2 separate regions of the Homo sapiens genome follow, and region 1 is linked to region 2. Evidence: chromatin loops called from intact Hi-C (ENCODE). Cell type or tissue: heart right ventricle. All regions are shown on one strand.

Region 1 (2,500 bases), 230 kb after region 2:
TGGTGGCCCCTTTGATCATCTGCCACGTGATTGACAAGCGCAGTCCCCTGTATGACATCTCAGCAACTGACCTGGCCAACCAAGACTTGGAGGTCATAGTTATTCTGGAAGGAGTGGTTGAAACTACTGGCATCACCACACAAGCACGAACCTCCTACATTGCTGAGGAGATCCAATGGGGCCACCGCTTTGTGTCCATTGTGACTGAGGAAGAAGGAGTGTATTCTGTGGATTACTCCAAATTTGGCAACACTGTTAAAGTAGCTGCTCCACGGTGCAGTGCCCGAGAGCTGGATGAGAAACCTTCCATCCTTATTCAGACCCTCCAAAAGAGTGAACTGTCTCATCAAAATTCTCTGAGGAAGCGCAACTCCATGAGAAGAAACAATTCCATGAGGAGGAACAATTCTATCCGAAGGAACAATTCTTCCCTCATGGTACCAAAGGTGCAATTTATGACTCCAGAAGGAAATCAAAACACATCGGAATCATGACAGCAAGATAACCCCAAGACAGTCTTTTATCAAGTTTTGACGGTTTATGCTGGGCACTGCCAGACTGAACCAGAGCTGGAACACAATAATGTGTCCTTCTACATTTTATTACACTAAATGATATTCATATTCAAGCAACAGCACTTTCTGTAGTAATAAAAAGTAACACACCAAGTGGAGGATTCATGGCTTATGCTTGTTTCATACATGTAGAATTCGCAGTGATATACTTAAGTTATGTGCAGGGGTGGGTATGCTCGTTTCTCTCAATTTGAAACACAAGAATTACACTAATAGTAACAGGCCTTGAGCACAAAATTTGGTCAAGAAATGAGTCTGTTTGAAATGCTTAGTTGGTGAAACCCAGATCGCTGTGTTACTAATGATCACTCTGGAAATGCAAATAGAATAGGAGGGGAAAAAACAAAATCATGTTAATGCGTTTTGTACATCAGCCTTCTCCTGTCTCCATGATAACTGCATTTGGTAGGAAGCCTGAGGCAAAAACTGCTTAAGTGGATCTGTTTGTAAGTGGATTCAGTTCATTCGCTTTGTCTGTCGGTGACTCCTGAAGGTTTCCTGGTCCATCTCATTGCGGCCTGTTGGGCAGAGCTGGACAAGGTGTCTTTGAAGGAAAGCTAAGTCTTGTCTCATTTAGGACTGGGTTCCCCACAGTGACAGTCACTTCCTTCAGCATCTCACTTCTTCTTCTAGAATCCCCACAGGGAAATACTGTATTGAATATTTTATTAAAACATTTTCTTTGTACTCACTGTAGTTTTGTGATTCCTCTTTCACAAAATCATCCCAAGTTAAAACTCAAGATGTTTTTAGAGCCATGTAAAAGAGATGTCAAAGTGATAACACTCACTCTGAGATTCCTCTCTCTCAAGTCTGTTTGCTCCAAAACTAGCTTTTTTTTGCTTTGTTTTGATTTTATTTCAGGTTTTAAAATGTCCTCTTGGTTTTTCAATCTAAGCCTGACATACCATAAAAATCCTATAAGCTTTTTTTTTTAATCTTCAATCTCCCATCTTAAAACTATACTTCCTTCCCAGTAGTATCTGAATTTAGGCTTGGCATTTATAGATTTAGCATCATCTCATTTGCTAAAGTGAGATTTTCTATCAAAGCTTCATTTAAGCATATTTAGTGCCTGCTTCTTCAAGGAAGGGATGAGACAGGAGAGAGAAGTACTAGGTTAATAAACTATATATGCTTTTATTCTTACATTTTATAGCTAAACATCAGAAAGCTGAGCTATTGTGAAATCTTTCACACAGATTTGGGGGTTTGTATTTATGAACATTGAAATAGGTAATTATGAAATGTTCTATCTTAAGACTCATGATTCCAACCAGGTGAACAGAAACTGTTTATCACGTCATTGAGTTAATCATTCCTGAAAGGGTTCTAACTGTTCCTCTGAACTCCAGACTCACAGATCAAACAGGCACCTGAGGCTCCACTTGGAGATTGAACAAGCATTTCAAACTTACTAGGTCTAAAACCAAATACTTCATTCTCACTCACAAAAGCTGCCCTCCTCCCAGTCTTTCTTCCAATCACTCAGGCATCAAGCCATGACCTGGAAGTCATTCTTGCTGCCTCTTTCATACCCTACATGCCATCCATTAGCAATTACCTCTCGGCTCTGCCTTCAAAATATATCCAGAATATGACCAATTCTCTTTACTCCACCACTTCCTTCATAGTCCAAGCAAGGATACTGTATATATGCATGCATCTGTACCAATTGTTTGAATATTAAAACATTTCTGTCTAGGTTGCTAAAGACTATCTTAATAAAACTTAACCCAACAGCAACTATGGAGGTGGATATCAGACCTCAAAGCAGTTCTGGAACAGATGCAGGTTCCCACCTTCCCACCCCAGGGCAGCTGAGCAGACCCAGAGGTAGCTGCCACACAATCCAGCAGTAAGAACATGGATAGTGCCTTCCTGCTGCTCAGTAGTAGCCCAACTTTGTAGAGGTGACACAGGCT
Region 2 (2,500 bases):
ATCTATGTTTTCTCACCAGCGAAGGCAATTTTGTTAAATTTACTTTCTGTAGACTGTATTATAAAAATCAATAGAATGCCTGTTAGATGTATATAGGTATCTTATAACATATTGAATAGTATATGACCTGTCATGCAAAACGTGGATGTCTTCCTGCCCCTGTTGCTTTAAATGGAGAATCCTGCTCCAAATCTGAAGTGAGTATTGTAGAGAGGATCCTAGCCAACAACCTGCAGGTTAAAGAGTAAAGTGAATAAAGTATGCTCAACTGTAAAATGGAGCTGTTTGGATTTGGGAGCATTAAGCAGGAGAGGTGAAAAGTAAAGACAATACTGGAAGCAAATGGCTGACTATTGAGACAAGAGTTGAAGATAACTCTGATAGGGTAGATCGCATTGAGTGAAGTAAGCTTTGCCAGCAGCTATCCCCAACAACAGACTGTGGGATTCACAGAAGTTTAGTAGCTCTAGCTTGTGGTATGCAGAAGAATTCCTCAAAAGTCTGTGTGCACAACATCCAAATGTCAGAATTCCCGCTAAGTTAGAAACTGCTAAGCTGCTTCTTTCTACATATATTTGAATCACATACCTTATTCTTATGACAAATATTCTGAAGAATTACTTATTTCATTTTTCTTTTTCTTTTGAGATGGAGTCTCACTCTGTCACCCAGGCTGGAGTACAGTGGCGCGATCTCAGCTCACTGCAACCTCCGCCTCCCAGGTTCAAGCAGTTCTCCTGCCTCAGCCTCCTGAGTAGCTGGGATTACAGGCGCATGCCACCACGCCCGGCTAATTTTTGTATTTTTAGTAGAGACAGGGTTTCACCATGTTGGGCAGGCTGGTCTTGAGCTCCTGACTTTGTGTTCTGCCCGCCTCGGTCTCCCAAAGTGCTAGGATTACAGGTGTGAGCCACTGTGCCTGGCATTATTTCATTTTTCATAGCTAGCTAAATAATGCTGTTCTATGATAAGATCTTTCTAAAACTTTAGGTGTCACTATAAAAGGCACATCTTGAATTAAAAAAGTTAAGATAGAGATAGAGTCTTAATTTTTTTTCCGTCCTATGTATTCTCTCAGCAGTTTGGTTCAAAGCATATTTGTTAGGAGTCAATGCTGCACTGGCTGCTGGAGATATGGTAACGAATGGTACCCTAGCCCTGGCATGTAGAAATACTTTCAATGTGTTAATAACATATTTTTTTTCCACAGTTAACTTTTCTATTAGTTAAATTAGGAAAATTTTTACATTGTCTTACGAATATCCAGTCTCTCAACTCAGCACTAGAGGGAGCAACAGTGCAGAAGAAAAGCTATGAAAATGTGAGCTTCACTATTATTATAGCAATATTGAAAATCACAAAATTTCAGAAAAAAAATATGGCTGAAAGGAGGTAGAATGTCTAACAGTGTGTGGAGGTGAGTGGCTAACCCGTCAGTAAAGTTAGGGAAAGCTGGAGATACCGCTTTGGAGAACTGAAATCTTTTTGAGGGATTTTTTTCCAAGAATAGGGCTTGAAATCTACATTAAACAGTATCTAGGAGACTAGGAGACATCACTCTCAAAGACTTTACTGCCAATATTTATTGACAAGTGCCACCAATCAGCAAGGATAAGACAAGAATAAGTGGGTAGAAACGTTTTTGGCCACAAGCAATACAATTTTGACCTGGGCAATGACCAGACCCTTGAAAACACAGTACTTTTAGAATGAATAACTATATAATGCACAGGACATGCTGTGTTATTTTCTGATAAGAACTTTTTGAAAAATTCAAAAAATTTTGAATGGAAGACAAAGAATTATGCAAAAATTTTAGTACTGAGGACAGAATGATGACTACCATGTACTAAGTGCCTGTCCTTGGCTTTAAATGTATTGTTATGTACAGTTTATTATGACCCTAATGAGGTAGGTAGTTCCAGCTGTATTTCTCATATTGGAAAATAGGCTTAATATAAGCCAAGTGTTAAAGAAATAATTACTGGATCATCATACTATATTTATGTAATATATAATACTGAAAATAAGTAAGATTAACATTCATATTGGTAGTCAGGAATATTATTAGGATTGATACAAAGTATGGCTAAATTTATTATTTGATTTAATATAAAGACCTAAAAATGTGTATTATCTAAGAAAAATTTGTAGCTTTTGGCTTTTGACATTTAGTAGAAGTATTAATCATTCAGAAGTAAACTATATATCTTATTACCAAAATAAAAGGCCTAGGTCATATTGTTCTTGAATTTTAAGTGATGGTTTAAATCTTAACATATTTGAGCTAATACATAGAAGTGCTTATTGTCAGAAGTCACTTAAACTCTATAAAGTCCTTGTAATTCCTTATACTGATTCAAGTGGTGCTGATATCACTTTCTTTGCAAGGTTTTATGTCATGAGTGTGTTGATGTGGACAATGGGATGTGATGTACCAACTTAGATTCTTTCCAGCTCCCTGGTGTTACTGCTTTTGTGTAGGACTTGCTAAACTAAT

Evidence for each region. Hi-C counts contacts between places; a loop is a spot of excess contacts. Peaks named below come from ENCODE experiments on the same cell type or tissue, not always from the same donor. Only the 100,000 strongest peaks of a DNase experiment are listed, where the experiment ranks them.
Region 1: it touches region 2 in a loop (2.0-fold over the local background); 12 of 110 quality-filtered maps call a loop at or near these places.

The regions. Positions count from the first base shown.
Region 1 is chr12:21,763,717-21,766,216 of GRCh38, reverse strand. KCNJ8 (potassium inwardly rectifying channel subfamily J member 8) reads left to right here. Exons shown (of 3, transcript NM_004982.4): 3 at 1-1,262. The coding sequence ends at 494. All of the region lies in intron 2 of KCNJ8-AS1 (KCNJ8 antisense RNA 1), which reads right to left. Among named protein-coding and RNA genes, the nearest start is that of KCNJ8, 9.7 kb to the left of the region's middle. In heart right ventricle, no CTCF peak of the experiment used is centred here; no DNase peak of the experiment used is centred here; H3K27ac peaks cover 1,280 bases.
Region 2 is chr12:21,988,793-21,991,292 of GRCh38, reverse strand. No RefSeq gene overlaps it. Among named protein-coding and RNA genes, the nearest start is that of ABCC9, 49 kb to the right of the region's middle. In heart right ventricle, a CTCF peak has its summit at 1,282 (motif pointing right); no DNase peak of the experiment used is centred here; H3K27ac peaks cover 231 bases.